Regions from separate parts of the Homo sapiens genome. Here region 2 is linked to region 1. A link is an interaction called in ENCODE POLR2A ChIA-PET data of the cell type or tissue named here. Cell type or tissue: IMR-90. All regions are shown on one strand. Links, peaks and the distances in the headings refer to the core of each region. The heading gives the core; the rest is flanking DNA. Region 1 has its middle 25 kb from the start of GTPBP4. Region 2 overlaps LARP4B (La ribonucleoprotein 4B).

What was found. Peaks named below come from ENCODE experiments on the same cell type or tissue, not always from the same donor. Only the 100,000 strongest peaks of a DNase experiment are listed, where the experiment ranks them.
Region 2: POLR2A ChIA-PET joins it to region 1 with 5 read pairs; 9 of 35 experiments call an interaction of 5 or more read pairs at or near these places.

The regions. Positions count from the first base shown.
Region 1 is chr10:960,655-966,030 of GRCh38, reverse strand. It overlaps a transcript of LARP4B not described here. Among named protein-coding and RNA genes, the nearest start is that of GTPBP4, 25 kb to the left of the region's middle. In IMR-90, for the core only: no CTCF peak of the experiment used is centred there; no DNase peak of the experiment used is centred there; H3K27me3 peaks cover 245 bases.
Region 2 is chr10:907,275-912,650 of GRCh38, reverse strand. All of the region lies in intron 1 of LARP4B (La ribonucleoprotein 4B), which reads left to right. Among named protein-coding and RNA genes, the nearest start is that of LARP4B, 22 kb to the left of the region's middle. In IMR-90, for the core only: no CTCF peak of the experiment used is centred there; a DNase peak (open chromatin) is centred at 2,630; H3K27ac peaks cover 137 bases.

The DNA of each region.
Region 1 (5,376 bases), core at 306-5,305:
TGTATTCAATTCATCTACACGTAAGTCCCTTTCTGCTTTTTCAAACAACGTTATGCTCCAAACAGGGATAAATTAAAATAATGAGTGAGTCCACCATGAGGCCTCTCTCTCCTAAACAGCAAAGCCACTGCCGGGAAGGGGCCTGAGCTCTGTTTCCATGGCTGCTTCCTTTGCTTGTTTGACATAAATCGGTTGATGATTCTAAACCAAAATGTCACTTGTTTATTGCTCATGTTAAGCAGCAGACATAACTCTCTCCCAGAAGGCAGGCATCTCCCAGTGTGTGACATTGCCATGTTTTCTTCACAGCGCCGGGTCTTGGTATCTAGTAGGTGCCAGTTAACAAATGTTTGAACGACTTGGCGCATAAACAACCGTTTCATCGATTATGTAACTAATCAGCACCTGGTTAGTGCAGAAATGCCTGTAAATGGCATGTTTCCTTTCTTCCTTAGTTTGTTTCTGCTTATATACAAATATCTGTCAGTTGCTAATTCTTCCATCGCGTCTGCTGCGTTCTTGGTGTCTCCGACCAGACTGTAAGCTGCTTGAAAATACGGATCGCCTTCGAATTGTGTAACCGAGAAACGGGGGGGAGCGGGCACCGTGTCTTTGAGATGACCCAGGAGCCGCACAGAGGTGGGGAAATGAGGGCAGAGAAACCAGCCCAGGCCTTGGGGGCCTCAGAGTCCAGGCAGGACCTGGGTTTCTGATTGTGCCTCGGAAGTGAATCAGCACCACCGCCTTCTGTCCTTGGGACGTTCCGCTGAGCACCACCGTGGGAGACGCCGACAGCCGAGCGGGGCCCTCAGCCCGGCCTTGCCCCACGGGCACTCCCAGCAGGACAGACACAGACACACGGCTGGAAGGACCCATTCTCCCAAGGAAACTGGCACTGTGTGGACCACAGGCAGGCGGGTGCTGAGCCGCGAGGACCTAGCAGGTCCCCCGTCCACTCCCGGCCTGACCCTGCATGGCTCCCAGGCAGCCCTCTCGGGCCTCAGCGTGCAAGGCAGCCCTGGGTGGAGGCCCCACCTGGGGTCATTCATCACAGCCTGTGCATCTACACTGAGTGTGTGTCAGTGTTCCATAAGCCTCACTCCCAGGGCTCCTGGTGGGGCCTGGCCCCACAGTAGGTGTTTATCTTGTCCACCGCCTCAGAGCTGTGCTGTTCTGTGCTGTCCTGAGCTGTCTACGCCCATGACAAACACACAGCTGGTGAGGTCCCTCTCTCCCCGCAGCCCCGGCACCCCACAGTCAGCACAGTCCTGGCCACTGTCGCCTTTTCATCACAAACACCCTCATTAGTTAGCGGGGCCAACAGCGTTATCTTCAGAGGGGTCAGGAAACCCGGTGTTACTCTGGGCTTAGGCTTGGACCCTGCGTTTTGTGGCCCATGACCTTTAACATCGACGTGGCCTCTGACGTCTGACATGTCCATTGAGCCAGACCTCTGCTAACTTCAGCACATTCCAGTTTTTATGAAGCCCAAATTGATCATCTGCTGCAACAGCGTTTGACATCCTGGTTTCAGGTTCCTTCGTCTATCCTTGGCCCTAATCCACAGATTTCTGGGGACTGTGCCCTAGCCCACAGGAAAAAAAAAAACAGATATAACTAATGTTACTAAAATATTACTAAAACCATATTTCAAAAAATGAATCTGGGCTGGGCATGGTGACCCACGCCTGTAATCCCAGCACTCTGGGAGGCCGAGGCGGGCAGATCACGAGGTCGGGAGTTCGAGACCAGCCTGGCCAACATGGTGAAACCCCATCTCTACTAAAAATACAAAAATTAGCCAGGCGTGGTGGCGGGCGCCTGTAATCACAGCTACATGGGAGGCTGAGGCAGGAGAATCATCTGAACCTGGGAGGCAGAGATTACAGTGAGCAGAGATCACGCCACTGCACTCTAGCCTGGGCAACAGAGCGAGACTCTGTCTCAAAAATATAAATAAAAAGATTTGGATCACCCTCAACTCACAGCCAGGTTTATAAATGGGGGCATCTACATTTTTAGGCCTTAGAACTTGTTTATGGAACTTACCACATTCTCCCTGCTATGGTTTGAATGTGTCCCCCAAAAATACATGTTGGAAACTTCATCCCCAAGGCAACAGCACTGAGAGGTGGGGCCATATGGGGGTTGTTTGAGTCACAAGGGCTCCACCCTCACGAAGGGCTTAATGCTGATGCAACTTTGAGCCTGTGCTCTCTCTTGCCGTGTGACTGACACCTTCCACCATGTCATGACACGTCAAGAAGGACCCTCGATCTTGGACTTCCCAGCCTCTGGAACCATGAGCCAAATAAACATTGACTATTTCTTAATTACCCAGCCTGTGGTGTTCTGCTATTGTGTTGCAAAATGGACTCAGACACTCCCTTACATTGTCACTGAAGGCATCTTTTCCCCTTTATTAGGTTGAATTTGTAAACTCCTGGAAGATGGGGACCATAACCCATTCATCTTTCTATTTCCCACACTTCTGTTTAGACACCAGAGGAATTATGACATTTTAATATATCCAAAAGCCCCCAGGAGAACACGCAAATGCCCAGCCCTGTGCTGATCATTCAGATTCTGCACGTTGGAGGCAGGGCCCCAGCTCCCCAAGCCATGTGCAATGGCTGGTCCTCAGAGCACATGTCAAGGAATAGCAGCGTGGTGGATAAGAAGCACGTGGTGAAAATGAACCAAGAAAGAAGATGATGGGGTGAGAAAGATCCACGGTCACTCACTTGTGAAGTCAGGGTGTCTCTGGAACTCAAGCTTCATGAACTTGACATGCTTCTGTCTTCCTACCCCATTTTAAACATATGGTTAAAAATAGCAGGTCACTGTGGTGATCCTGGGGTGGGGGAGGACCAAGGCCTGGACTACCATGGTATGTGGGGTGCAGAGAGCAGGCACCTGGCCACAGGCTGGAGGAAGGAGAAGGAGAAAGGAAATGGCAAGTCTGGGAAACGCTACTGCTGCACAGTTTAGTGCAAGCTTAGAGTGGAGAGCAACATCCAGCTACCACCTCAGCTTCTGTAGGTCAGAATTCTGTGCACGTGAAGCTCAGCCCTCTGCCCAGGGTCTCGGGAGGCTGCGTCCGGAGTTCAGGTGGTCTCATCTGGAGTTCAGGTGGTCTCCTCTGGAGTGAGTTCCGGTGGTCTTCCGAGCTCACTGAGGCTACGGCAGAAGTCAGACCCTGTGGTTGTCTGAGGGAGGTCCCTGGCTTTGGCTGGCTGTTGGCCAGTGGGAGTTCAAAGCTTAGGTCTCTGCATTCTTCCTTGAGGCCAGCCAGAGGAAAATTTTGCTTTTCAAGAGCTTACCTGATTGGGTCAGGCCTACTTGATATTATTTTTCTTTTGATTAACTGAGTCAACTGGCTTGGGACCTTGATTCCGTCTATAAATCCCTTTTGCCACATGACATTGCATAATCACAGGATTTGTATCACACCAAGCTAACAGGTTTGTCCCACACATGACAGGAGGAGGGTCACTGAGTACAGTCATCTCTGTGTCAAGGAAGCCAAATTCTTATTTTAAGCCTTGACCTCTCCCTTGCACTCTTACGGACTGAGTTGTGTGTCCCCAAATTTACATGTTGAAGTCCTAACCCCCCATGTGACTGCATTTGCAGACAGGGCCTATATGAGGGTAATAAGGTTAAATGAAGTCATATTGTTGGGCCCGAACCCAAAAGGATTGGTATTCTTTTTTTTTTTTTTTTTTTTTTGGAGATGGAGTTTCACTCTTGTTGCCCAGGCTGGAGTCCCAATGGTGTGATCTTGGCTCACTGCAACCTCTGCCTCCTGGGTTCAAGTGATTCTCCTGCCTCAGCCTCCCAAATAGCTGGAATTACAGGCATGAGCTACCACACCTGGCTAATTTTTTTTGTATTTTTAGCAGAGATGGGGTTTCGCCACGTTGGCCAGGCTGGTCTCGAACTCCCGACCTCAGGTGATCCACCGGCCTTGGCCTCCCAAAGTGCTGGGATTACAGGTGTGAGCCACCATGTCCGGCCTAGGATTGGTATTCTTATAAGAAGAGGAGATTGGGACACACAAGTGCACAGAGGGAAGATGAAAGGAAGACACAGGGAGAAGTTGCCTGCTATGGTTTGGATATTTGTCTCCCCAAACCTCATGTTGAAATATGATCCCCAGTGTTGGAGGTGGGGCCCAGTGGGAGGTGTTCAGGTTATGCCCCTGGATCCCTCATGAGTGGCTGGTGCTGTCCTGGCAGGAATGAGAGAGTTCTTGCTCTATGAGTTCCCCCAAGAGCTCATTGTTAAAAAGAGCCTGGTGCCTGCCCCCTCTCTCTCGTCTCCTCTCTGGCCACATCATCTCTGTACAAGCAGCTCCTCTTCACCTTCTGCCATGAGTGGACCTTCCCGAGGCCTCATCAGAAGCAGATGCTGGCACCACGCCGCCATGAGTGGACCTTCCCGAGGCCTCCCCAGAAGCAGATGCTGGCACCACGCCGCCATGAGTGGACCTTCCCGAGGCCTCACCAGAAGCAGATGCTGGCACCACGCTGCCATGAGTGGACCTTCCCGAGGCCTCCCCAGAAGCAGATGCTGGCACCACGCTGCCATGAGTGGACCTTCCCGAGGCCTCACCAGAAGCAGATGCTGGCACCACGCCGCCATGAGTGGACCTTCCCGAGGCCTCACCTGAAGCAGATGCTAGTACCATGCTTCTTGTACAGCCCGCAGAACCGTGAGCCAAATAAACCTCCTTTCTTTATGAATTACCCAGCCTCAGGTGTGCCTTTATAGCAACACGAATGGACTAAGACAACAGCCATCAACGAGCCAAGAAGAAATATGAGTTTCTGACCTACGTCATTTTCCTTCTCTGAAGAACTTCTTTTAACATTTCTTGCAAGGCAGATCTACTGACAACAAATCCCCTCAGGTAATTTCACTGGACACAGAACTTAGGTAGGTGGTTTTGTCTTCCCACACTCCAGCAGGCATCAGTGGCAGTTTGGCGTTCCTACTGGTGCTGGATCCACACGGGGCTTCCGCTCCTGCTGTGCTCCTCTGTGTTCTGCCTCTCTGGGGCTTTGGGCAGTGATTTTTCCCTATGCCTCGATTCTGTGGCAGACCAAAGAAAAGGTGTTGATTTTCACATTGTTGTGCTTTTTTCTTGTTCTGAGAATATAAATGATGACATCCCAGCTCCTTACATGCCAGAGTGGAGTCCTCAATGCTCTAAGGGGTCCCTGAAATTAACCGTGTTAATTACATAATTAATTCATCAATCATTTGGTAATGACCCTCTCTTCCATTCTTTTTTTTTTTTTTTTTTTTTTTTTTTTTTGAGACAGAGTCTCACTCTGTTGCCCTGGCTGGAGTGCAGTGGCATGATCTTGG
Region 2 (5,376 bases), core at 282-5,281, 53 kb after region 1:
ATCTGCCCGCCTCAGCCTCCCAAAGTGCTGAGATTACAGGTGTGAGCCAATGCGCTCGGCCATAGAACGTCATATATTGGAGAGCAGTCTGGTTAGATAGGTGGTCTTCCAACCTAGATGTTTCTTGGTTAGATTACTGACTTTAATGAGTGGAAAAAGAAAACATTTGCAGTTTCTAGGGCCTAATACTTAAATTTGAAAAGCAGGCACAGATGAAAGGCAGAGCATCTAGATCAAGCCTGTCCTACCCTCGGCCTGGGATGGCTTTGAATGCGGCCCAACACAAATTTGTAAATGTTCTTAAAACAGTATGAAGATTTTTTTTTTTTGCGATTTTTTTTTCTTTTCTTTTCTCTCTCTCTTTTTTAAGCATCTCATCAGCTGTCATTAGTGTTAGTGTATTTTATGTGTGGCCCAAGATCAGTGTGGCCCAGGGAAGCCAAAGATTGGACACCCTTGATCTACATCTTTAAAAATCAAGGATTCCACTTTTATTAATAGACTGAATCTTGGGTCCCCCAAAGGAGGGAAACGCCATAACACCTGCCACGCAGAGCTTCCACAGTGCTTCTCACTGCAAGGACATTCCCTCAAGGTTGGTGAGTGGCCCAGTCAGCCCACTGTGACCAGCCCATCCCATATGGGAATCTTATCACTTGGTGGTGAGCACTCTCCTAACCTCCAAGTGTTCAAACTGCATCTGTCTAAATGTGTAAAGAAACAGTAGCCATCCTGCAGTAACAACTATTCAGTCAGCCACTTCCCAAACTGCAGCTTTCACCAGTGACTTGTCCGCCATTGCACACACAAAAGTCAGGGTCTCTCTCACAGTGTAAAGTAATCCCGAAAGCCCCCGAAAACCACGAAATTGGACAGCGCAATGCAAAAGGGAGCAGAGCTTTAGACCTGAGAGGAAACTACTCACAACTCTTCAGACTCCGTACTGAAAACAGAAGACCCTTCCAGAAGGGGGTGAGTGTTGCCTCTTCCTGTGTTCCGAAGCGGGTCTCAGAGTCATTAGAAGTGTCCTCTAGATTTCTTCATGTATCAAATATGGCAAAAAGAAGGAGTAGAAGTGTGGAAGGAAACAGAACAAGTCTCAGAGGAACCATTTTAGGAAGATCTTAAGCTTTCTGACAGGCAAATTAAGTTTTGTATTTTCCTCCACAAAAATCATACCAACAAGACAGGAAGCAAACAGGGATCAAACACATTTTAAGGTGAGTTTCAGTTGACTGAAAAGAGTTCCCAGAAACAGGATCCAAAAGAGGAAAAAGCAGAAAGGCTTTTTTTTTCCTTCCAAAAAAACAATAGCCAAAGTATCAGCTTTTTATACTTCTGACCGTAGAACTCTGAAAAAGAATGTTTTCAAATCTTATCATCAGATTTCAGCACAAACATAAAGTACGTTTCCCATTTAGTTTCTCTGGTTCTAAAGCCAACTTTTCCCCCAATTAGGTACACAGATTAATTATTTTAGACACTTAAAGGATGCTCATTTTGGCTACTGCTGCTCACAACTGTCCTGTGTTAGGCGGCTCCACTTTCTAAATGTAAGAGAGTGCCCCCTAAGTGCACACACATCCAGCTGATGTTTCCACAAAGACTGCTCAGATTGTAAAGTCCAATTTTGTATAATTTACTAACTTCTGAAAAGTGACAAATGGCTGGGAATGTGTTTAGGGTCTAAGTGTGATGTGACTTGGACTGTCCCTAACTGCCAGGGGACGGGAGTGCTCAAGCAGGGTACGGGGGACCAGACCCTCACACCCATCTGGAGGAGCAAAAGGGCTGTGTGCTTTTCAGTAGGAAACTAACAGGAGTTGGTCACAAATGAAAGGCTAAGCCCAGATTTTCAAATGATAGAAAACAGCTGCAATCTTAAAAGCATGCTCTATAAAACGTAACCACCAGTATCTGCCAGTCCTTTATCCCAAACCTCTGCCATGAGCAGAGGTGGAAAAACCTTGACCCAAAATCCTGGCCCTGAGGCAGAGGCAGAAAGAAGGCAGTTGTCTGCGGAACTCTTCACCCCAGTCTCTTGTCCAAAGACAGCAAAGCCCTCACTCTTAAAGGAAAGAGGGAGTTTGAAAAACAGTCCAAGTAAAATCTAGATGTTCAGCCAAAGAATGGGAGTTCCAATTTCAGGAGACCTCACACAAAACACCACATGAGACCTCTGAAGATGGAGAGTGTCACACTGGTTCCCAGCGCCACTCTCAGAAAAACCAGGTGATTGAGGGGAGACATTCTGAATCCTGCTGTCTTACATCACGTATGTCAGCCTAAAAGGAAGAAGCTGAGGCAAAATTAATATAAGTAGAGAGTTGATTTGGGCCAAGCCTGAGGATTGCAGCCCAGGTGTATGGATTCAGGTTGCTCTGAGTATACACCCCATTAGCAGAAGTTGGAAGTAGATTTTTAAAGGGAAAAAAGGCAGTTCCTGAGTTGTTTACAAAAAATGTACATCAAAATAACATAAGCTATTGATTGGCTGTACATTGTTCATCGTTGTCATAGATTTCAGGAACATGAAGATAAGGGTAAGGCAGCCAGTCAGGAACAAAATGACTAAACAATTCTGCTCAGCATGGATCTGGGGCGGGAGGCATGACAGAAGTCCCACACTCACGGCTCTCTGGGCCTGCATACCTCACATAGCTCAACTGCACTAAGCTGTTTTTCTTTTCTCAGTCACATTGTCTATTGAAGTAGGCATATAACCATAACTGGCCTGTAATTGTAATCCAATTTGTTTATAGGATGGAGATGGTACTGCTATGTCTTAGGTAATTGTCATTTGGAATAGTAAACCAAAGTAAGATTAAAAAAAAAATCTTGGAACTTAAATTCTTTTTTTTTTTAGAGATGGAGTTTTATTCTTGTTACCCAGGCTGGAGTGCAGTGGCGCGATCTCAGCTCACTGCAACCTCCGCTTCCCAGGTTGAAGTGATTTTCCAGCCTCAGCCTCCCGAGTAGCTGGGATTACAGGCTCCTGCCACCATGCCTGCCAAATTTTTGTACTTTTAGTAGAGACGAGGTTTCACCATGTTGGCCAGGCTGGTCTCAAACTCGTGCCCTCAGGTGATCCACCTGCCTTGGCCCCCCAAAGTGCCAGGATTACAGGCATGAGCCACAGAGCCCGGTCTCTTTTGTAAAAAGTACTTTTGTAAGTAACAATTTTAGGGGACATTCACTATATTTTAATATTAAACAGTTTGCATTGTTTCTGGGAAACAATTCTGGTCTGCAGGTGTAATGCCTAATATTTGAAGATTGTTGTTGGATTCTGTGCTTGGAGTCAGTGACATTGACTCTCTGAGCAACTTGGAATTTCCTTTTTTTTTTTTTTTTTTTGAGACGGAGTCGTGCTCTGTCGCCCAGGCTGGATTGCAGTGGCGCGATCTCGGCTCACCGCAAGCTCCACCTCCCGGGTTCACGCCATTCTCCTGCCTCAGCCTCCCGAGTAGCTGGGACTACAAGTGCCCACCACCATGCCCGGCTAATTTTTTGTATTGTTAGTAGAGACGGGGTTTCACCGTGTTAGCCAGGATGATCTTGATCTCCTGACCTTGTGATCTGCCCGCCTCAGCCTCCCAAAGTGCTGGGATTACAGGCATGAGCCACCGCGCCTGGCCGCAACTTGGAATTTCATAGCTCCCACGCCTGCCGTTTGGCTGTGGTGTGTAACACATGCTGTGTGCCAGGCATTGTGCTATCTGTTTCAGGTGTCCCCCAAAGGAGGAGAGGTGGGTCGGCCCCTCACCACCTGGCAAGGGAGGCCCCCCCCGTGCTGCAGCCTGCACTCCTTGACGTTTCCTTTTCTTGTTTGTAGATGAACTTGGAGGAGTCCTGGAACTTCTGAATTCTGTTTCATAGCTTTCAGTATATTTTGGAAAGGATTTTTTGACCTTTCCCTCCTGAAGAAAAAGCGGTTTTTCTCCTGCTTTCGCGTCACAACAATCAACCCAGAAGAATTCTGTGACCGCTGGTCACCAAGAAATGTGCGGGGATTTCTCCCCACCAGCAACCAATCAGTTTTACAGCAGACACCAGTGGGGCACCCTCCCCTTCAGTCTCAACACTCTACCTGGAGATAGTGTCAGGTCCCACAGAATGAGGGCTCATCCCTACAAGACTGCCCCTTCTGATGCCACTCCCACGCCACAGGTTGTTTACCCATGCTTCCTAGGATCCCCATGGCCCCCTCTTTGGGTTCCATTACTTTGCTTGACAGACTCACACAAGTAAGGAAAACATGTTTCCTGGTTTATTTTGAAGGATATTACAAAGGATGCAGATGACGAGATGTGTGGGGCAAGGTGTGGGGGAAGGGCAAGGGGCTCCCATGCCCTCTTTGGGCTGCCACTCTTTAACAACCTCCATGTGTTCAGCTATCTGGAAGCTCCCCAAACCGAGTCCTTTTTCTGTTGTTGTTGGGTCGGAGTCTTGCTCTGTCACCCAGGCTGGAGTGCAGTGGCATGATCTTGGCTCAGGCTCACTGCAACCTCCACCTCACGTGTTCAAGTGATTTCTCCTGCCTCAGCCTCCCAAGTAGCTGGGATTACAGGTGCCCGCCACCAGGCCCAGCTAATTTTTGTATTTTTAGTAGAGATGGGGTTTCACCATGTTGGCCAGGCTGGTCTTGAACTCCTAACCTCAGGTGATGCACCTGCCTCGGCCTCCCAAAGTGCTAGGATTACAGGCGTGAGCCACCGCACCCAGCCTAGGGTTTTTGTGGAAACTCCGTTACATAGGCATGATTGCTGAAATCATTGGCCATTGATGATCAACCTTCTGCCACTTTCCCCTACCTGGAGATTGGGAGTGGGCTGAAAGTCCCAACAGTCTAATTCTGCCTCGGTCTTTCTGGTGACTAGTTCCCATCCTGAAAACACCTTAGGACTGCCAGCCCAGTCATATCATTAGTATACAAAAAGACATTTATTACTTGGGAGATTCCAGGGATTTTAAGAATTCTATGCCATGAAATGGGAGGAAAACCAAATATATATATTTCACGATCTCACATCCCCCAATACAAATAATTGTTTCAGTATGTGTTTGCCACTTCGGAACTTCTTTAGTGATTTGTTTTGATAATACAATAAAAATTTTTAGTCATCACTTTGTATTTAACTCCTTTGTATGTTTAGATCCCAGGTGCACACTTAAACGGACATGCATGTATGCATATACAAAGTCTAGAGAATAAAATAAAATGAAAATGAAAATTAACTCAAAGTAATTTTGCCCTCAGCTGTGAATATTGCCTTTTCCCTTATTACACCACTTGGAATGTGCACCAGCAGAGGCCGTTCTTTGGACTCATCCCATTTTCTGGGCTTCATATTTTAAATGCTAGTTAATTTTTCC